2 separate regions of the Homo sapiens genome follow, and region 2 is linked to region 1. A link is a loop called in an ENCODE intact Hi-C map of the cell type or tissue named here. Cell type or tissue: prostate gland. All regions are shown on one strand. Each heading gives the region's core, and the rest is flanking DNA. Links, peaks and the distances in the headings are about the cores only.

What was found. A loop is a pair of places that touch in the nucleus more often than their neighbours do. Peaks named below come from ENCODE experiments on the same cell type or tissue, not always from the same donor. Only the 100,000 strongest peaks of a DNase experiment are listed, where the experiment ranks them.
Region 2: it touches region 1 in a loop (1.9-fold over the local background); 4 of 110 quality-filtered maps call a loop at or near these places.

What each region holds. Positions count from the first base shown.
Region 1 is chr22:42,351,756-42,362,933 of GRCh38, reverse strand. No RefSeq gene overlaps it. Among named protein-coding and RNA genes, the nearest start is that of LINC01315, 12 kb to the left of the region's middle. RefSeq lists enhancers at 6,130-6,209, 10,837-11,178. In prostate gland, for the core only: no CTCF peak of the experiment used is centred there; DNase peaks (open chromatin) are centred at 2,360 and 5,113; H3K27ac peaks cover 773 bases.
Region 2 is chr22:42,412,711-42,423,888 of GRCh38, reverse strand. The region is part of intron 1 of NFAM1 (NFAT activating protein with ITAM motif 1); the gene reads left to right. Among named protein-coding and RNA genes, the nearest start is that of NFAM1, 14 kb to the left of the region's middle. RefSeq lists an enhancer at 4,387-4,506. In prostate gland, for the core only: no CTCF peak of the experiment used is centred there; a DNase peak (open chromatin) is centred at 4,774; H3K27ac peaks cover 737 bases.

The sequences.
Region 1 (11,178 bases), core at 1,959-9,958:
AACATCTACTCCTTTCTCTGCAGAACTTCCCATGACTCCAATCGCCCAAAGGGAATAAAATCCCCTCGTTTTCTGGGCCCCAGGCTCCTGTCCCCCAGGCCTCCTGTGCTGTTCCCCTCTCCCTCCCTGTGCTCTGTCCCTCCTCCCAGGCAGCTTTGGATGCAATGCTAACAGGCAGGTGATGTTTACTGAGCACCTGCCATCATGTTGTTCGCCACAGTTTCCATGGATTAATTCATTTGATCCCCACACAAACCCATGAAAGGGGACAGTTAGCATTCCTGTCAGCAATGGAGACCTCAGAGGTTAAGTGTCTTGCTCACAGTCCCAGAGCCCAAATTGAAACCAGGGTTCGGCTCCTGCACCGTCCACTTCACCTCGGCTCCACTGGGCCTTCCTCCTCCACTTTCTCGCCTTCCCACAACACCCATCTCCACCTGCCAAGATTTCCACCACCTCGCCCAAGAGGTCTTCCCAGCTTCCCCTCCACAGTGCCACCCAAGAAATGCTGGTGGTGCCCCACGTGCCCCTCAGGGTGTGGCTCTCTATGATTGGCCCTGGGCCCCTTGTCTGCCTCTCCTGGAGGCTGGGAGCTGGGCTGTGGCCAGTAATGTGTCCCCTGCAGGCCCAATAAGCAGGCATTTACTGAGGACCTACTATGTGCAGGACATGGGGAGTCATACAGCAGGTGCCCACACCGCCTGGACTTCTCTCCCAAAACCTAGACCTATCCAGCCAACAGCTTGTGCCACCTCTCCACGTGGATGGCCAGTGGGCAGCTCTGCCTCAACTAGTCACAAACCTCTCACCTCCACTTTCCCTTCACTTGCTCAGGCCAAAAGCCTTGGGATTATTCCTGACCCTTAACTTCTCCTCTGTCTCTATCTCAGCACTCCACCCTTCCTTCCACCTCCACCGCACCACCGGCATTGCCTGCCTGGATGGCACAGCAGCCTCCTCGTGGGTCTCCCTGCCTCCTCTGCCCTCTGGAATTCATTCTTCACATAGTAGCAGAGTGGTCCTGTTAGAACTTCAGTCAGCTCCTGCATGCCTCTGCCCAGAGCTCTGCAATGACTCCCATGCATTCAGGGTCAGGGAGGGCCCTGTCAGTGGCCCCAGCTTGTTCCCTCTCAGACCTCAGCTCCTGCCCCCCAACTCGCTCCCAGATCTTGTTATTCCTCCAACGTGCTGTGTGTGGTCCTGCCCCAGGGCCTTTGCACGTGCTGCTCCCGCTCCCCAGTATACTCTTTCCTCTGATATTTCCATCACTCCCGCATTCACTTCCTCCAGTGCTCCGATCAGATGTTACCTGTGGCCGGGCACCGTGGCTCATGCCTGTAATCCCAGCATTTTGGGAGACGTGGGCAGGAGTATCGCTTGAGCCCAGAAGTTTCAGACCAGCCTGAGCAACATGGCGAGACCCCTTCTCTACAAAAAATAAAAATCAGCTGGGCGTGGTGGTGTGCGCTTATAGACCCAGCTACTCTGGAGGCTGAGGTAGCTGAGGTAGGAGGATCACTGGAGCCCCAGCCTAGGTGACAGAGCAAATACCCTGTCTCTAAAAAAAAAAAGACCAGGCACAGTGGCTCACACCTGTAATCCCAGCACTTTGAGAGGCTGAGGCGGGCAGATCACCTGAGGTCAGGAGGTCAGGAGTTCGAGACCAGCCTGGCCAATATTGTGAAACCCCATCTCTACTAAAAAAAGACAAATACAGAAATTGGCCGGGCAGAGTGGCACATGCCTGTAGTCCCAGCTACTCAGGAGGCTGAGGCAGAAGAATTGCTTGAACCTGGGAGGCGAAGGTTGCAGTGAGCCAAGATTGTGCCACTGCACTCCAGCCTGCCAACAGAGAGAGACTCCATCTCAAAAAAAAAAAAAAAAAAAATGACCTGCTCAGACAGACCTTCCCTTATGACCCTCCCCATCCTTTCCCCATGTTTTTTTTTTTTTTTTGAGACAGAGTCTCACTCTGTCGCCCAGGCTGGAGTGCAGTGGTGAGATCTCAGCTCACTGCAGCCTCCGCCTCCCGGATTCAAGTAATTCTCACGCCTCAGCCTCCTGAGTAGCTGGGATTACAGGCACCTGCCACCATGCCCAGCTAAGTTTTGTATTTTTTAGTAGAAACAGGGGATCACCTGAGGTCATGGTGAAACCATGTTTCACCGTGACTCCTGACCTCAGGTGATCTGCCTGCCTCAGCCAAAGTGCTGGGATTACAGGTGTGAGCCACCATGCCTGGCCCTTCCCCCAGTCTTTGCCCTCTAGCATCTATGCCACTGGCCCTTGGCTTGGACATGTGCATACGTGTCACTAGAATGTCACCTGAGTCAGAGCGGGCCCTGCCTGTTTTCCCACTGCTGTATCTCAGGTCTCCAACACAGGGCAGGTGCTCAATAAACATTTGCTGAATGAAACGATAGCTGGATGGGTGCCGTGCAGAGACGGCCAGTATCGAACACCTGGTCTGCGCCAGGATCTGTGTTGGGTGCTGAGGCAACATGTGTAAACAAGTGCCCTGAGAGCCCTCATCTGGGGAAGGAGAGAGACTCTGAGCTAGAAATCACAAAGTGGGTGGAGTGGGGGTGGCCTCCGGGAATGGGCTCAGAAGAGGAGGTGGTCTAGCCGATCAGAGGGAGCTCCCCCAAGGAGGGGCATCCCCAGGTGAGCTGAAGGGTGAAGAGGAATTGGATGGGGAGGCGGGTCGGGTGGACAGTGTGCTCTAGGGGCTAAGGACAGGGCTGGGAGGACAGCAAGAGTAGGGGCCTTAAAGGTCAGTAAGATCCAGCTGGGCAGAGAGAGGGCACCGTAACCCCAGATCGGGATTATGGAGTGGGCAAAGGCCCCGAGGTGGGGATGTGCTGGGCATGTGTGTGGGGATGGATTGGGGAAGGCTTAAGTGCCAGGAGGAGCAGCAGAGGCCTGGGGTGGAATCTTAGCTCTCATCCTCCAGCTGCGTGATCCTGCACACATCGCTCCCTCTCTCTGGGCCTCAGTTGCCCCATCAGTGTACTCCTGATCACGTACATGCTTCCCCGCTGCAGTGTCCTGCCTCACAAAGAGGGAGAGACTTAAGCCTGGAAGGCCCCAGGGGAAGAGAAGTCTGCCAGGAACAGCATGGTGAGCAGGGGAAACAGAATGTGCCAAGACGTGGGGTCCTTCTCCTGAGCTGCACTTCTCCAGTCCCTCCCTCAGTGCAGGGAGGACCATGATGGGGTGGCCTGGCTGTCCCCAGCGGGGCCCAGGCCTGGGGTGTGCTTGGCTCTGCACTTGAGGGGCCACTCTGCTTTGGGCCTCACATACTGTTGGACACCACAGCCCCGGGAGACAGGGCCTTCCTCCAAGCTGCAGACGCCAGGCTGAGAGCAGCGAGGTAACCAACAGCTACACCAAACACGTGGCTGGTAAATGGCAGACAAAGGACTTGAACCCAGCCCTGCCTGGCCCTGATTCCTGCTGTCCTTTAGCAAGACTGAGCCACATCCTCTGGGAGGGCCAGGTCTGGGAAGAGGCAGTAGAGTGCAGGTGAAATGCCTGCTCGCCACGGGCTCCCGAGCCGTGGTCCCCACTCCATCCCTCCCCTGGGCTGCCCTGATCACGGCCAATTCCTCCTTTGGGGAAGGTGAGTTGGGTCCCTGGAAGGCCCTCTGAGCCTCTCCTCTTGGCCGCAGCTTCTCTGAGGACTCGGGATGCTCCTGGAATATTCTAGGTTTATTAACACCCTAAAGCCTCACAACCATCCCTTGAGTAAGGGACCGTTGTAACCCTGTTTTACAGCTGGAGGAACTAAGGCTCAGAAAGGAGCTACCCAGGGGAGGCATACTGGCTTACTGGGGTGTCCTGCTGTGCTCAAGCTCTGAAGACTGTTTTGGGGACAGAGTGCTCAGCCCTAGGGTGGGAGTTTCAGGAGGCCAATTCAGTCTCCACTGAGAAGAGTTTTCTTTCACGCATGCCCAAAGGTGGGGTCTTGGCAGGAGTGATCTTCCCATCACTAGAATTCAAACAACCTCTGCGTGTGGGATGAGGGGAGATTAAGGTCAGAGGTGCTGTTGGACTAAGGAGTCCGGGTATCTTTGACCTATCCAAGCCTCAGTTTCCTTATCTGTGAAATGGGGATTTTTTTTTTCTTATTTTTTTTTAATTCTAATTTTTTTTTTTGAAACGGAGTCTCACTGTGTTCCCCAGGCTGGGGTGCAGTGGTGTGATCTCGGCTCACTGCAAACTCCACCTCCGGGGATCAAGTGATTCTCCTGCCTCAGTCTCCTGAGTAGCTGGGATTACAGGCGCCCACCACCATACCCACCTAATTTTTTTTGTTTTGTTTTGTTTGTTTGTTTTTTGAGACAAACTCTCACTCTGTCGCCCAGGCTGGAGGGCAGTGGCGCAATCTCAGCTCACTGCAACCTCTGCCTCACAGTTTCAAGCGACTCTCCTGCCTCAGCCTCCCAAGTAGCTAGGATTACAGGCACCCGCCACTGCACCCAGCTAATTTTTGTATTTTTAGTAGAGACGGGGTTTCACCATGTTCGCCAGGCTGGTCTCAAACTCCTGACCTCAATTGATCTGCCCACCTCGGCCTCCCAAAGTGCTGAGATTACAGGCGTGAGCCACCACGCCAGGCCAAAATGCGGATATTAATACCCATCTGTCAGAGGCTCTGTAAAGCACCCAGCCTCTTTCTGGCCCAAAGAGTGCCCAGTAAGTGCCATTGTCACCTCCTGGGCCTCTGAGTGTCCCCTCTAATAGTCAGGCTCTCAGAGCAGAGTGGGAAGGGGCCACCTCCAACAGCCCTGCCTAGGAAGAGCAGCCCCATGGACCACCACTGCCTCCTTGTGTGTGGAGGGTGGTGTCCAGGCTGAGGGTCAACCAGCCCCAGACACCTGCCTCCTCTGTCCGCTGGGCTGGGCCGTGGCCAGCTCCTTGAGTAACTGGGAGGGCTACAGTGAGTTACTGGAGAGCAGGGCTCTAGCCCCCACCGATACTGGCCCCAGGAGGGGCAGGGCTCACTCAGAAACCTTGCTGCTCTCATTGCAACACCACCTAGCTAAGCGCAGAGCCTCCCTGCCCTGCAGAGCCTGCTGGCTCCCTAGCTAGGAAACGGCACCATGCCAGGACAGAACGGGATCTGTCCCGAGGCTCCTGTCCGTTGGTATTTGCCAGGCACCTACTCTGTGCCAGGGACTTTCCTTAATCATTCTTCAGGTACAGTCTCATTCACAGGAGAGAAAGCCAAGGTTCAGGGAGTGGAAGCAACTTGGCCAGAGTGATATGAGGGCCAGGGGCTCTAACCCAGGGCTGTGGGACTCTGAAGTCAGTAAGTCATTCTCTATCTAAATCTTGCCATCCCCCAGGCAGGCCAGGGGAAGGAGCACTGGCTTTGGAGCCCTGGAGTGTGAGAGGTGGACCCCAGGCTGGGCAGGAAGACAGACCCAGGCACAGTCCTGAGTCTGCCCTCACATGTTGCCACATTCTGTTCCCCCTGCTCACCATGCTCTTCCTGGCAGACTCAACCCTCGGTCTCGCCAGGTGTGAGTCGCTCTCTCTCTCTGTGAGGCAGGGCACTGCATGGGGAAAGGCACATGTCTGGGAGTCCCATAGGCCTGTTTTCAAATCCTGCTCTGTCACCCACTACTGAGCCTAGAGCACAGGATAAAAAGGGGAACAGCATGCAAACAGGGAACAGCATAGGCAAAGGCCAGAGGATAAGAGGGCCTTCGAGAACCACAGCGGCGATGAGCGGAGCTAGGATCCAGGCAGGGGGGCGGACGTGGGTTGAGCTTCCTGTCCCCTGCTCTGGGCCTCTGTCCAGGCTGTCATCCCTGCCTGGCCCACCCTTCCTCTTCTCCTGTCCAAGCCTTCATGCCTCTAAGTCCCTGCTCACTAACGTCCCCTGTGAGTCCCTTCCTGAACTCCCCTTAAGCTTCTCCTTCCTCAGTGCTCCCACAGCCCCAAGTGCTACCTTGATTTGAGCAGTTAATGACCTGGGTTGTGCAGGTTTCTGTCCTGCATGAGTGTGGGAGTGAGATCTTTGTTTCAGATCCTGGCTCTGGACCTTGTCCACTGGATGACCCTGAACAAGTTCCTTCACCTCTCTGTTTCTTCATCAGCAAGATGATGGTAGCAGCCCCCAATGCGTAGTATTCTCTCGGGGATTCAATGACTTTGTGCTTATAAAGCGGCAAACCACACGGCCTCGGAAAGGCAGGCAGCTGGGACACACACATTCATGCATGTCGTTATTATAACTATAATGTGCGAGTCCCTTGAGGGCAAGGCCTCCTGTCTGGTTCCCAGCTCATAGTAAGGCTGGATCAGGGCTCAGGGAGCACTGAGTGATTCTAGAATGAAAGGACAGCCCATTCTAGCAACAAACTAAACAGTGATCATTTATTGAGTGTGCACTGCATCTTGTTTTGTTTTGTTTTGTTTTTTGAGTCGGAGTCTCGCTCTGTCGCCCAGGCTGGAGTGCAGTGGCGCAATTTCGGCTCACTGCAACCTCTGCCTCCCAAGTTCAAGCGATTCTCCTGCCTCAGCCTCCCGAGTAGCTGGGACTACAGCCACGTGCCACCATACCTGGCTAATTTTTGTATTTTTAGTAGAAACGGGGTTTCACCATGTTGGCCAGGCTGGTCTCGAACTCCTGACCTCAGATGATCTGCACGCCTTGGCCTCCCAAAGTGCTGGGATTACAGGAGTGAGGCCCTGCGCTCAACCTGCATCTTGTTTTATTCTGACCACCCTGTAACATGGGAATTATTAGGTCCATTTTGCAGATAATATAATTGAAGCTTAGCAAGACTAGGCCGCCTGCCTAAACTGCAGTGAGTACTTGAGCAGTTGGGTTTTGCACCTGGATCAGGCTGACTTTGCTGTTCCATACACTGGTTAAGATCCTGTTCTGTGATGCCCCTTGTTGAATGGTCCAGAAACCCCCTTCTCTCCCTCCTGGGTGCCCTTCCTATCTCCAGGCTACCCCTTGGAGTTGCTGGGGTGAGGGGTGTGGATTTGGGGACCCCATGGTGATCTGTCACTTCATGAGTCCTGTGCCCTATAATACATACATGTACATGCAGGTGCGCACACACATGCACACATGCACACACCTACAACACCTACACACACACACACTCACAACCTCTGCGGCTGACAAGTTCCTCCAGGTCTCTAGGCCTCCAGGTCCTCCACATCCAGGGCCCCGCATGAAGTCCCTGTGCAGTGCTGCAGTGGGGCTGCCTTTGGCCTCAGTCTCCCAGCTGTCAGCCTCCAGGGGGTGGGATGGGGCTTGAGGACTCCCCATGCCCACACAGTGTCCTGGCCAGCCAGCACGCCCGATCCAACTTCATCAGGCAGGGGCATGGGGTGGGGAGAGTAGGGGACGACTTGGGCAACCCATGTGACTTCTCAGCTCCTTTCCTCATTTGTGCAATGGCCCCCATGACCCTGTTGTGCCCACTCTGTCTACCTGGCCAGGCTGGACCTGAGGCTCAAGTAGGAAATGAGTATGGAGAAGTAAAGGGGGGAAGAAAGGCAAAGTGGTGGTCCGGTGCCTGGACTCCTCTGACGCTAGGAGTGGCGGCCAGAGGAGTCCAGGCACTGGGGTGCACCCGGGCCTGCTGGAGAAGGTGCTGTGTAATGGTTCTGAACCCAGTGGAGATGGGCCAGCCCTGGATCATCTTCTGTTGAACTCAACTCAACTTTCGGTGCTTCCCATGGCTGTGCCTGTCTGGCAGCCTTCAGTAGGGGCAGTAAAGTGGCACATAGCAGGCTAGAGCAGCGGGGGACCAAGGCAGCAGGTGGGACCGCATGGGGCCTAGGGCAGGCCAGGCCAGGCCAGGAGGAACAAGCCTGGACCTCAGAGAGATTTGTTTTTTTGTTTTTGTTATTTTATTTATTAATTTATTTATTTATTTTGAGATGGAGTCTCACTCAGTCACCCAGGCTGGAGTGCAGTGGCACTATCTCGGCTCACTGCAACCTCCGCCTCCCGGGTTCAAGCAATTCTTGTGCCTCAGCCTCCCAAGTAACTGGGATTACAGGCATGTGCCACCACGCCCAGCTAATTTTTGTATTTTTAGTAGAGATGGGGTTTCACCATGTTTGCCAGGCTGGTCTCAAACTCCCGACCTCGTGATCTGTCTACCTCAGCCTCCCAAAGTGCTGGGATTATAGGTGTGAGCCACTGCACCCGGCTGAGGTTCATTTATTCATTCACTCATTCATTCATATTGCACATGTCTTTGGAGCATCTAATGTGAGCCCTATAGGCCCCATGCTCTGTGCAGGGGACACAACAGTGGACAAAACAGACAACACCCCTGCCCCGCTGTAGATCACATTCCAATGGACAGAAACAGACAAAAAACATAATAAGGAAGCAACAGGTATTGTGATCAAGAATGCTAAGTGCTAAGGAGAAAAATAAAACAGGGAAGGGCAGAAAGGGGATACATTTGTTTTTTTCAATTATAAATAGGTGTCCATGGAAGGTCTCATTGAGAAAGTGGCATCTGAGCAAAGACAGGAAGCGGGTGAGGAGGTGAGAAGGTAGCTCTGGGGGAAGAGCATTCCTTCCAGGCAGAGAGCAAAGGCCCTGAGTGGGGAGCGTGCCTGGCACAGTCGGGGAGTAACAGGAGCCAATGTGGCTGCAGGGAAGTGGCGGGGAGGAGGTGGCAGATGAGCTCAGAGAGGAAATGGGGGCCAGATGGTGAGGCCTCCTGGACGCACCATTTAAAAGGATCCCTCTGGCTGCTGAGTTGGGAATAGACTGGGGGAGGGGCCAGGGCAGGACAGGGAGACAGAGAGGAGGCTCTGAAAAGAATCTAACAGGATTTGCTGATGGATTGGATGCAGGAGAGAGGGAGTGAGCAGAGGCGTCAAGGATGATTCCCGAGAGATCTGGTCAATTTGGCTGGAAGGCCAGCCGGGCCTACAGGCTCAGCTGAGGCCCTTAGGGAGGCTGGAGGACAAGGATGCCAAATGGTCAGATGCCCATGGCCAAGTGGGGGTTCCAGCTTGGCAACCCTGTGGTTCGGAGAGCTGGGGACCTCTGCACCCCGGCAGTTCATGGGACTATGTGGATCCCATCCTGGCCTCTCTGAGCTCTGGACTAGGGGCTGGGCCTAAAGTGGCCCATGGGTGGCTGGGCGAGGTGGCTGATGCCTGTAATCCCAGCACTTTAAGAGGCCGAGGCCGGCGGATCACTTCAGGTCAGGAGTTCGAGACCAGCCTGGCCAACATGGTGAAACCCTGTCTCTACTAAAAATACAAAAATTAGGCAGGTGTAGTGGCAGGCACCTGTAATCCCAGCTACTTGGGAGGCTGAGGCAGTCAGGAGAATCGCTTGAATCTAGGAGACGGAGATTGCAGTGAGCTGAGATCGTACCACTGCACTCCAGCCTGGGCAACAGAGAGACATTCTTTCTCAAAAAAAAAAAAAAAAGTGGCCCATGGGCTGGTATGAATCCCCCCACCCACCCACTCACCCCCAGATATCTCCCACCCTCCTTCCTGTCCTCCCTCCTTCCTTCCCTACTCTCCATGCCCATCCCTCTTCTCACCCTTCCCCCAACCCCACCTTGGCACCCAGACAAGAGATCCCAGGTGCTGGGGCCACATCCGTGAACATGACAGACAGGGTCCCTGTTCTCCAGGACTTTGACATTGTGTGTCTGAGCCTGGGACAACTTCTCAACCGGGTGCACAATACAATCTTTCTGATTTAAGGTCTTTTTTTAAAATTATTAAATAAAATTGTTTTAAGAAACAGGGTCTCACTCTGTCACCCAGGTTGAAGCGCAGTGGTGTGATCACAGCTCACTGCAGCCTTGAACTCCTGGGCTCACGGGATCCTCCCACCTCAGCCTCCTTAATAGCTGGGACTACAGGTGTGCACCACCATGTCCCACTATGATTGTTACATATTTCTATGTCATTTAAAATAAAGTCACTATCAAAAAAAACTGGCCAACCACAGTGGCTCATCCCTGTAATCCCATCACTTTGGGAGGCTGAGGCGGGAGGATCACTTGAGCTCAGGAGTTCAAGACCAGCCTGGGTGACATACGGAGAGCCCGTCTCTACAAAAAATTTAAAAATTAGCCAGGTGTGGTGGTGTGCACCTGTAGTCCCAGCTATTCAGGAGGCTAAGGTGGGAGAATCCCTTGAGCCCAGGAGTTTGAGGTTGCAGTGAGCTATGATTGCACCGCTGCACTCCAGCCTGGGCAACAGAGAGAGAACCTGTCTCTAAAAAGTGTTTTTTTTTAAATTTTTTTTAATTAAATGAACTAAAAGAAAAAATTCCTGGTCCAGCCACATCCCCTGGTTTGGGTTCCAGCAAAGACTACTAGAGTGGCGACCCCCTGCTGCTGAGGCCCACTGGGGAAGGGAGCTAGGGGCAGGGCATCTGGGGTGGGAAGTGTGGCAGGAGCAAGGGCACAGAGCAGAGAAGAGTGTGCGGGATGGGATGGGAGTGAAGGAACCGGGCGGGCGCAGGGGAGGCTGCAAAGCCAAGTGGACTGGCCCTGGAGGGTCTCATGGGCCTGGCTGGAGCATCTGGACTTTGTTCAGAGAGCAGTAGGGAGCAATCAAAGGTTTCTGAGCTGAAGAATGACCAAGCTGTGCTGATTTTAACTGTTGGCACCATGGAGGACAAATGAGAAAAGGCACCTGGTTTGATGGCAGGAGGCTTTGACCAGGTAGGGGCTGTGGAGACCTGACCTCGGCAATTGGATGTCAAGGGAGATGGACATGGGAAGTGTCATGGGGTATGAGGATGGACTTAATAAGTGGGGGTGGCACTGCTTGCTGGGGTCTCAGAGTCAGCCTCTCAGAGTCAGCCATACCAGATGTGCTCCTCCTACAGTGCTCCCGACCTCAGAAATGTCCCATCCTCACCTGGCCCTTCACACCACCAAAACCTGGTGCCATCCTGGGCTCCCTCTCCCTCACATTGTTGCCATCCCCAAGTCACTTTGATTTTGGCTCCCAAATTTCTCTGAAGTGTGCCCCTCCCCTCCTCCAGTGCATCCTCTGTCCAAGGCCGGGCCCTGCCTCTCCAGGCCTGGACTAAGGCCATGGCCTCTATCCGGCCTCAGGTCTCCAGCCTGGTACTGCTGGTCCATCCCCTGCAGAACAACCAAAGGGATCATTCTAGAATCTGCGTCCAGCTCACCCCCTCCT
Region 2 (11,178 bases), core at 1,428-9,427, 61 kb before region 1:
ACTAGCTGGGTGTGGTGGCACATGCCTGTAATCCCAGCAACTCAGGAGGCTGAGGCAGGAGAATCTCTTGAACCTGGGAGGCAGAGATTGCAGTGAGCTGAGATCATGCCACTGCACTCCAGCCTGGGCAACAAGGTGAGACTCCATCTCAAAAAAAAAAAAAGAAAAGAGGGATGGGGTTTCATACTGTCACCCAGGCTGGACTGAGGTGATACAGTCATGGCTCACTGCAGCCTCAAACTCCTGGACTCAAGTGGTCCTCCCACCTCAGCTTCCAGAGTAGCTGGAACTGCAGGCACTGCTACCTTGCCCAGCTAATTTTATTTATTTATTTATTTCAGAAATGGGGTCTTGCTATGTTGCCCAGACTGGCCTTGAATTCCTGAGGTCAAGTAATCCTCCCACCTTGGCCTCCGAAAATGCTGGGCATTTTTAGAATTTCTACAGTGAACATGTTTCACTCTGTTACTGGGAGGTGGTAGGGGTACCTAAAGAATTCTAATTTAAAAACCAAATAATGACCCACACTCCAAGAGTTGCCTTCCCAGGAACCCCTTGCCCCTCCCAGGCTGAGATGGGCCCCCCTGTCTGGACTCCTGCAGCCCACAGTCTTTCCTTTCTCCCACCTCTTTCTGTCTCCATCTGTCAGCTCCCTTCCTGGTGGCAGGGCCTGGCCCTCCTTGGTGAGACTTTGGGTGAACAAACACTCCCTGCTGAAGGAGGCACTCTCTGGGGGGTCTGTTCCCCTCACTTCATTTCCTTTTTTTTTTTTTTTTGAGATGGAGTCTTGCTCTGTCGCCTAGCCTGGAGTGCAGTGGCGAGATCTTGGCTCACTGCAATCTCTGCCTCGCAGGTTCAAGTGATTCTCATGCCTCAGCCTCCCAAGTAGCTGGGATTACAGGCGCCCGCCACCACGCACAGCTAATGTTTGTATTTTTAGTAGAGACAGGGTTTCACCATCTTGACCACGCTGGTCTCAAACTCTTGACCTCGTGATCCACCCGCCTCGGCCTCCCAAAGTGCTAGGATTACAGGCGTGAGCCACCACGCCCAGCCTGTTCCCCTCACTTCATTTTGCCCACTCCAATTCAGAGACAAGAAGCAGACCCAACCTCACCCTTTTGGCCCTATTGCCACCTTCCACACCATCCTGATGCCCCTTTGAGGGTACAGGGGTGGCTATAAAAGGAGAGGCTGAGTCCCCTGATGACCCAGACCACACTCTCAAATGAGCTCCAAAGTTGGAGCGACTTGACCTTTTTTTGACCTTCTTTTTTTGTTTTTGTTTTGAGACAGAGTCTCACTCTGTCACCCAGGCTGGAGTGTAGTGGCGCGGTCTCGGCTCACCCTCCACCTCCCGGGTTCAAGCGATTCTCCTGCCCAGCCTCCTGAGTAGCTGGGGCTACAGGTGCGTGCCACCATGCCCAGCTAAATTTTGTATTTTTAGTAGAGATGGGGTTTCACCATGTTGGCCAGTCTGGTCTCGAACTACTGACCTCAGATGATCCGCCCGCCTCAGCTTCCCAAAGTGCTGGGATTACAGGCGTGAGCACCTGCGCCCGGCCTTGACTTTCAAAACAGGCAAAAAGGAGGCAACTGCTGTAAAGACACTGATTGACCCTTGTGAGGCTTATTCCCGATTCAAACCTTGGACGTTCTGCACTTGGTTTGTGTCCCCGAGCGGCCACCGTACACCCTGGTTCGGGGGTCTAGAGGCATGAAAATGAGCCATGGATGGGCTGTGGAAATGGCCACGTCTTGAGGCATCTTTGTAATTTGGAGGTGTTGAAAGATGTGACAACCTGTCCGATGGCGCCATTCCAAAGGCAACGGTGCTAAAAGCTCCGAAATAGTCTCTGTTCAAAGGTTGTCTTCCAAGTCCTGCAAAATGCCCCTCCCTCACCAGCCACTTGGCCACACGCTTTTGCATTTGATGCCTGTGTCCTGCCCGCTTGCTCATCTGTGGCATCCTGGGATTTGTGCTCAGGCACATGGCTGGGGCTCTGAGAGCCCCGATCGCAGCCTTTCAGATGGGCCTTTAAAAAGGCACAGCTCTGAGAGATGCCAGAATTAAATTGGAGGGCAAACCCCATGCCTAAAATAAAGACTGTGGGAACTGCTTTCTTCTGTACCTGGGGAATCAAAGTGTTTTCCTTTAAAATCGACCTAACTTGGGATGGATACCTTTGATCAGCGTTGTCTGGGTCCTCACGCCCTTGACTGACAACGCGCGCTTGATGCCATAGAAGGGATTGAGTTCCATGCAGTGGGGAGCCGGGACCAAAGCCCTGGCCCATGACTTGGTGGTGGGAGGAGCCTCAGCAGCTGGAGCAGAGTGTGAGGGACGGGGGAGATTGTGGGTGGCAGATTCTGGGGGTGAGAGGAAGCCACAGAAGCATTTTCTTCTTTTCTTCTCTTTTTCTTTTCTTTTTTTTTTTTTTTTGAGACAGAGTTTCACTCTTACTGCCCAGGCTGGAGTGCAATGATGCGATCTCGGCTCACCGCAACCTCTGCCTCCCAGGTTCCTGCCTCAGCCTCCCGAGTAGCTGGGATTACAGGTGCCCACCACCCCACCACACCTGGCTAATTTTTGTATTTTTAACAGAGACGGGGTTTCACCATGTTGGCCAGGCTGGTCTCAAACTCCTGACCTCAGGAGATCCACCCACCTCACGCTCCCAGAGTGCTGGGATTACAGGCGTGAGCCACTGCGCCTAGCCCATGGGAGCATTTTCAATAAGAGCATACCAAGTTTTCCACGGTGCATTCCTTTCCCAAAATGTCCGCCCCTGCTGCAGAACAGGGATGCCATCTGGCCCTCTGCAGCACTGGCTTTGTCACAGGGCCAGCCTGTAGAGGGCTCGGGGGTCACTCCTGTTTTGGGAGCCACAGGCTGTGCTTGAGCTGAGGTGACAATAACAGTCCCCCAGTGCTGCAGGGCCATTTCTGACTACCATTGTCCCCAGGCCCCTACCTATTGCTGGCCCTGTCTACCTATTAGATGACCCAAGTTTAAGGAAACAGCCTCTGAATTTTTGACTCCCTTTAAAGAAGTATATTTCTTTCCTTTGAGAATGTTTTCTTTTCTTGCTTTGAGGAGTTTGTTTGTTTGTTTGTTTGTGACAGAGTCTCGCTCTGTCACACAGGCTGGAGTGCAGTGGCGTGCGTGATCTCGGCTCACTGCAACCTCTGCCTTCTGGGTTCAAGCGATTCTCTTGCCTCAGCCTCCCGAGTAGCTGGGATCACAGGCGCCTGCCACCATACCCGGCTAATTTTTGTATTTTTAGTAGAGACAGTGTTTCACCGTGTTGGCCAGGCTGGTCTTGAACTCCTGACCTCTAGTGATCCACCTGCCTTGGCCTCCCAAAGTGCTGGGATTACAGGCGTGACCCACTGCACCCAGCCTGTTTGTTTTTTGAGAGAGGGTCTCTCTTTGTCACCCAGGCTGGAGTGCAGTGGCATGATCATAATTCATTGCAGCTTCGAACTCCCAGGCTCAGGTGATCCTCCTGCCTCAGCCTCCTGAGTAGCTAGGACTACAGGCATGCCATCATGCCTGGCTAATTTATTTATTTATTGAGTAGAGATGGGGTCTCACTATATTCTGCAGGCTGATCTTAAAGTCCTGAGCTCAAGAAATCACCCAAGTTCAGGAGTTCGAGACTAGCCTGGCCAACATGGTGAAACCCCACCTCTACTAAAAATACAAAATTAGCCAGGCGAGGTGGCGCATGCCTGTAATCCTAGCAACTTGGGAAGCTGAGGCAGGAGAATTGCTTGAACCGGGGAGGTGGAGGTTGTAGTGAGCCGAGATCGTGCCATTTCACTCGAGCCTGGGTACAAGAGCAAAATTCTGCCTCAGAAAAAAAAAAAAAAAAAAAAAAAAAAAAAAAAAAAACCAAGAGTGGGATTACAGACTCAAAGGGACCCAGCTTAAAATCCCATGTCTACCACTGCAATTTGGGCAAACCTCTTGCCTTCTCTGAGCCTCAGTTTTGTCATCTGCAAAAGGTGAAACCAAACCCAGGGGACATTGGCTCTTCTGATCACATGGCTTAACAGTGACGCCTGAGAGTCTGTGCTGTGCGGGGCAGCCAGACACCCAGGAGTGGCTCAGGGAGGAAGTGAGCATGTCCTGGAGACAGAGGGGGACCCCAAAGCCCAGGAGAGGAAGGAATGGGTAGGACATTCCGCACAGCCGGAACAGCACGGGCGAAGGCGCCGGAGTGTGGCAGGCTGACGTCTACGCAGGAGTGGGCGAGTGAGGGCCAGAGAGCAGCTGAGCGGGGCTGTGCAGGTCCTGGGAGGCAAGAACTGGATCCTCCAAGCCAGGGACTTTCCATTTTTCTTAGCAGTGGCCCAAAGTTAAGAGATGCATGTTTTAGCGTGACCCTGTCTGAACCCAATTGTATGAATATAACTGAAACTAGAAGGTCGCAAACAGTGCCCTTACTACGCATGAAATGCTTCATGTTCTATTTTTTTTAATTGCTTGTCTTGACCCCGTAAATTGATTTCAGACTCCTTCCTGGGTCTCCTCCAGCAGGGAGCCCCTGCCGGTTCAGGCAGGGCAGGAGCAGGATGAGTTTGTGGATCGCTGGGGACTCAGAGCCACAGAGACAGCCCTGGTTGGGCAGGAGAGGGGACTGGATGGGAGCTGTTGAGTTGGAGGGATGGGGGCGTTGTGCAGGTGGTGGGCAGGTCTGATCCTGAACATCAGTGATCCACAGGAAAGCTGCCAGGTGGGCACACAAACACGTGGGGGCACACCCCGCCAGGGACTCACTCGGCATGTGGTCCCCGCGCCAGGTGTGGGAGGATAGCAACTCCGCCCAGCTCTCAAACTCCAAGTTCAAGCAGCCACAGATTCATAAGAAGAACCGGAAAAGGAAGGACTCAGGCACCCGTGGGCGGTTGACAAACTCTTTCCCAACAAGGGTGGGAGAAGAGCAGCTGGAGGCTGAAGGCAGAGGGCTGTTCATGCCCCCAGCCCTGCACACACCACACCCCTGAGGGGCCTTCAGCCAGGCCAGGCCAGCGCCCGGGACAGGGACAGTGCCCAAGTCTGGGTCAGGGAAAGACCCCTGGGGGTCCTTCTGTGCCTGGACCATCAGGGCCTATGTGCCCTGCACTGAGGGCATGTCATTTAACCCGGCAGAAGGGTATAGGGCTGGCATTTGCCTTTTAAAAAAAAAAAAAACAGAGATAGCTCTTGTCACCCAGGCTGGAGTGTAGCAGTGCGATCTCGGCTCACTGCAATCTCCGCCTCCTGGGTTCAAGCGATTCTCTTGCCTTACCCTCCCAAGTATCTGAGACTATAGGCTTGTGCCACTACACCCAGATACTTTTTTGTATTTTTAGTATAGAAGGGGTTTCACCATGTTGGCCAGGCTGGTCTTGAACTTCTGACCTCATGTGATCTGCCTGCCTCGGCCTCCCAAAGTGCTGGGGTTAATAGGCATGAGCCACCACACCCAGCTGGGATTTGCCTTTGTAGATCCCCAAGGAGGACTCCCTGTCTCATTCTTGTCCCTGGGGAAAGGCAGCCTGGCCCGTGGCAAGTAGCTGGGTTCCAGGTCCCAATTAATCCCACCACAACCCCTTAAGGCTGGCATTGTTGCTCCCCCTGTGTTGTGGGGAGACACTGAGGTCAGAGAAGTAAAGCCAGCTGCCCAAGTTGCACAGCCTTGAAGTGGCAGAGCCAGGAGCCGCATCCAGGCCTGTTGCCTCCAGAACCTGGGCTTTTCCCAAACGCCCCCGCTCATCGCCCCTATTTCTGGCCAGGCCCAAGGCTTCCTCACAGTGTGGGAGGGACTTCCCTGGAGCTGCAGAGAAGTGAGGGATGGAGGGTGTGTCACCCCCCAAAACACAGTCTCCTGTAAAGCAGGGTGGGCAGACTAAGCAGGGATCCACGGCGCTGCCCAGATGAGATGTCTGCGCTTGCAGTTCTGTGGGGGTGGGGAGGCACAGGAGAGGAGTTGAAGACTCAAAACAAACAGCCAAGCCCGGGGACGGGGCGGGGGCCCTCCCAGACACCGTGTGGCAACCCTGCCTCTGATGGCCCTGCTGCCCTCCTGCTCCACCCCTCCTCCCCCATGGTCCTCACTATGGGTGCCCTCTCCCCTCTCCCTGCACCATCCTATCCACATTCAGCAGGTTCAAGAAGCTCCTGTTCAGAAAACTCCCCCTGGGCCAAACTCCCTGCCCCTGCAGCAGGGCAGGCCAGGCAGGAGAGTTCAGGTCCTCACCAGCCCCTCCTCACTCTCTGCCCCAACTCTGCCCTCCCTGAGCCTCAGGGGTGCTCCTTGCAGCCACCTCCAGGCCCCGCTCTCCACAGGGCAAATCTCAAATCCTCCTAAACTCTCTAAGTGGAAGGGAAGTTCTCAAATCCGTTCCCTGCACAGAAAACACCTGGGGCTCCTTGAGACGTTTCCTCCCTGCGCCCCAGGACCTGTTCCAGCTCTGCCTGCCCCAGATCCCATGGGACCTGGAGAATAACCAGAAAAGCAGCTGGGAGCAGCTCCTGGGCCCTCTAGGCCCCTTGGTGCTGGGGGATTTCTCCTGGCAAAACTCAGCTCCTCTGGTCACTCTAAGTCAAAGTTCTATGGTCACCGAAAGTCACAAATGCGTCCCAGTTCTTCACATCTCTAACCCTGTGTAACAGACAAAACTTCAAACTCTAAAGCTGAAGTGGTTCCCCAGGCCACCTGAAGCCTGTGTGAGGGTGAGGGGCGAGGTGCCTCTTCTCTTTCCCACCCAGACCCCTTCCTTGTCCGTCCCCACCGGTCAACCTGGGTGGAGGCAGAAAAGACCTGCCTTGTCAGGTGCGGGGGAGGCTGGCCCTGGGCTCTGCGTGCTTGCGGTGTTGCGTGGAGTCCGTTGGGGCCCCCACGGAAGTGGGGGATTGCTAACTGGAATTCTGTGGCTCTCACTCCCTCCTCAGCCCCCGGCGTCTGGTATCCACCCTGGTCTTCCTCTCCAGGCCGTGGGCCCCTCTAGGCAGCTGCATGAGCCAGTCTAGAAGGACACTCAGCCAGCTCACTGCCCCGGACCACGTTATCCCATGGGGACATACTGCCTTTGCCAGAAAAGGGACAAAGCATGATGCAGCCACACCACGCCCTGGCATGAGATAGATAGCGGCCGAGTGCCCTCACTCAGGGAATACTGCTCAAGTTCAGCCAGGGTCCCGCTAAAGCCCCTCTCAGCCTGGGGTGAGAAGCAGGCACCCCCGGGGCAGGCCGGATGCCCTGCAGCTCTCCCCAGCCCCCTCTACACCCACCTTCTGTGACCCCGTGGTCTCCATGTGATCCTGGAGCCAAGTAGCCACTTGTTGGCCATCTGGTGGTGAAAATTTGTGAGGCCCACCAGGGTTCTGACAAACCTCTTATTAGCATCTGATGGCTACTGTGCCCAGTGCCAATGTGAGCACCCCCTGCCATATCTGATGACAGCTTCCCAGCCTGGGTGCTGGCTCTTCTTCCTCAACACAGCCAGACCAACTGGGGTCCGAAGCCTGGCCCCACCACTCATGATCTCTGTGGTTTTGGGCCTTTAAGATCCTCTGCTTTTTGGTTTTGGTTTTGAGATGGGATTTCACTATGTGCTCAGGCTGGTCTCAAACTCCTGGGCTCAAGCGATCCTCCTGCTTCGACTTCCTGAGTAGCTGGAACTACAGGCGTGTGCCACCACTCCTAGCTAGACCCGCTCCAGAACGCGGTTGCAATAGTTGCCGCCTAGGATCGTCGTGGTGTTTAATTGACATAGGACCTGTGTCACACCAAGCCAGGATACAATTCCTGTAATTTTTCTTTTCCTTCTGTCTGTGGGTTCCTACTTCTGGGTCATGGACACCCTCTAGACCCCCGGGCCACAAACCCTGCACCCCAACCTCATCCCAGGCAAACTCAATGCTCCCCATACCAGCCCTTCTGCCTCAGGCTCTTTCTGCTCCTTCCCTTTTGGACTGGGGATGTTGCCACGGCAGGGAGCCCCTCCTGGTCTGGGACAGGGCCTGTGACCTAACTGGTACCCCTTCAATGTTTGTGGGAGGCACAAACAAATGACAGCTGAAAAGAATTTGTGGACTTGGAAATGACCGTGAAACCTATCAGCACTGTGCCTTCACGGGGGACCGCTTCTAGTTGGCAGCCAACTAGGGCCTAGACCTCTACAGCCTACACCCCTGAAGGGGCCTCTGGGAGGCACGGGTCCAGGAGATGGGGTGGGAGCTGGGCAGTTGCAGGATTCCAGCTCTGGGGTGCTGATGCCCCATTGAAAGGAAGGTGCAGGCCGGGCGCGGTGGCTCACGCCTGTAATCCCAGCACTTTGGGAGGCCGAGGTGGGCAGATCACGAGGTCAGGAGATTGAGACCATTCTGGCTAACACGGTGAAACCCCGTCTCTACTAAAAATACAAAAAATTAGCCAGGCATGGTGGCGGGTGCCTGTGGTCCCAGCTGCTCGGAAGGCTGAGGCAGGAGAATGGCGTGAACCCAGGAGGTAGAGTTTGCAGTGAGCTGAGATCGCGCCATCGCACTCCAGCCTGGGCGACAGAGCGAGACTCCATCTCAAAAAAAAAAAAAAAAAAAAAAAGAAAGAAAGAAAGAAAGGAAGGTGTAGGTGCAGGGGAGGTGGTGAGCTACATTCGCAGGCCAGAACCCAGAGGTCTTGGCTGTAACTGCGGACCTCCTCTCCTCCCCCGGGTTTTTTGGCCTGACGTCTCCAGACTGGACGTTGTTATTGACTGAGCTCGTCAGAGACGGCTTCCTCTCTTTACTTTTTGGACACAGCAGTTTCATCAGAGGTCTGAGGTTCTCGTTTCGAAGCCTCTCCTCGCTGTGGCTGATCTAAGCCAGAGCAGTGCATTGTCATGAGCCTAACTCGGTGACCTTAAAGAAATGAATCCCAAAAGAATATAGAACAACGGACGTCTGTTTTTATAGATTTCCCTGGAATTGTAAAGATCGGCTTAATTGCAGTAGCAGAGTTCATCATTTTCTAGAAGGATACCTCAGACAGGGAGAATTTTTAAAGAAATTGGTCTGAAGTCTTCCTGCCCAGGACAAGCAGGAAGGTTTCATGGTGCTGACAGTGTATCTGCCCTCCCCCTGGAGTGGCCTCTTAGATACACTGTGAGGAGGAGCAGGAGGCCCCGGGTGAGGATATGGAGGTCACAGGTCGAGGGGGCCACAGGGTAGGTACACAGAGGGGGCAGTGGCCTGTGAGTGCTGTGCAGGGCTGCTGGGCAGGGTCGGTGGTGATGTCATTTGTGGTTCACTCTACCCCTCTTGTCTCTAAAAAAAAATTTTTTTAATTTAAAAAAAAAAAAATTTGATGCCCAGGCTGGCCTTGAACTCCTGGCTTCAAGAGGTCCTTCTGCTTTGGCTCCTGAGTAGCTGGGATTACAGACACGCGCCACCATCCCAGCCCACCTGGGTCCCTGGGGGACAATATAACAGCCCCCATCTCTATATGCCTACCCTGCCCCTGTCCCATCTCGGATAAGTCCGTGCCCTGAAGCAAGGCTCTTAGTTTTATGACAAAATGAATGTAATGTTATCATTAAACAGCAGCAATCCTGCAGTAGAGTCCGGAGATACAAAGTCCAGGGTAAAATCCCCCCTGCTCCGTCCACCAGAGGGGAGCCCTGGAGGGGGCCCGGGTGCCAGCTCCCTGGAATGACATTTCACAAGCGAGTGTCGTTATGTCAATTACAAGTCGAACCCACTGTGACTGCCGACATGTGAGTCGATTCCCTGGAACTGTGAGTGCCTTTAGTTCTTTGAGGGAGGGTGTGTCTCTCTTTTTCTTTCTTTCTTCTTTTTGTTTTTTTTGAGACGAAGTCTTGCTCTGTCATTCAGGCTGGAGTGCAGTGGCGCGATCTTGGCTCACTGCAACCTCCACCTCCCAGATTCAAGCGATTTTCCTGCCTCAGCCTCCTGAGTAGCTGGGATTACAGGTGCCCACCACCACACCTGGCTAATATTTTTATTTTTAGTAGAGACGGGGTTTTGCCATGTTGGCCAAACTGATCTTGAACTCCTGACCTCAAGAGATCTGCCCACCTTGGCTTCCCAAAGTGCTGGGATTACGGGCATGAGCCAACAGCCCTGGCCAAATTTTTGTTGTTGTTGTTATTATTGTTGTTATATAGATGAGGGCTTTCTGTGTTGTCCAGGCTGGTCTCAAATGCCTGGCCTTGCCTTCTTATGTGACAGGACAACAGGCCTGAGCCACCGCGGCTCCTGATTTTTTTTTCTTTTTTTGTATTTTTAGTAGAGGCGGGGTTTCACCATGTTAGCCAGGCTGGTCTCGAACTCCAGGCCTCAAGCAATCCACCCGCCTCGGCCTCCCAAAGTGCTAGGATTACAGGCATGAGCCACCCTGCCCAGCCTGGGGGTGTCTCTTTAGTGGCTCAACAGGAAGCTCAAAATATCAGCATTGCCAGAATTTTGAGGGATTAACTGACGCACAGGGCCAACTCCATCTCTGTTCCCGCATCTTCCAGAAGGCTGGCCTCCCTTTGGGACCCCCTTCCCAGAGCTCTGGCTCAGAGCTGAACTGAAGAGACCTGGGAAGAGATGAGCCTGGCCTCCCTCCAGCCCCACACCACAGGCAGGGCCCACACCTCTCTTTCCCCAATAAAATAAATCTTGCGGCTCCTCTGAGCATCTCAAAGACACGATCTTCTCCCGATTAACAATCCGGCCTGCATGTTCTTGGCTGCTGGCTGCCGACCTCAATTTAGAACTGTCTGCTGCTCAGCTGCTGGAGAAGGAGGGGCCTGGAGAACCCAGGAGCGCTAAAGCCGAGGGGCCTGTGCAGCTGAAGTCTGGGGCAGGGGGCGGCTGCTGCCCCCAGCCCAGGATCCAAACAGCATCTCAGAGGCCTGCAGCAGGGGTTAGAGCCCCCCAGGCAGGGCTGCTGCTTTGGGAATTTTCAAACTGTTTTCTGAGGTGCCTCTGATGAGTGGGGGGAGGGGTGGCTCCTACAAAACTGGCTTTGTCATGGTCATTGACATCATGATCACAGCCGAAATGGCCCCACGTGGAGCACCTCTGCGTTGTTGGAAAAACTGCTCTCAGGATGTTGCCTGTTATACTGTAAAAAACCTGACAAATCCTCTCCGAGCCCAGAGTCCGGGAGAGGTTTGTGTCTCCCGCTGCCTGAATGCCTC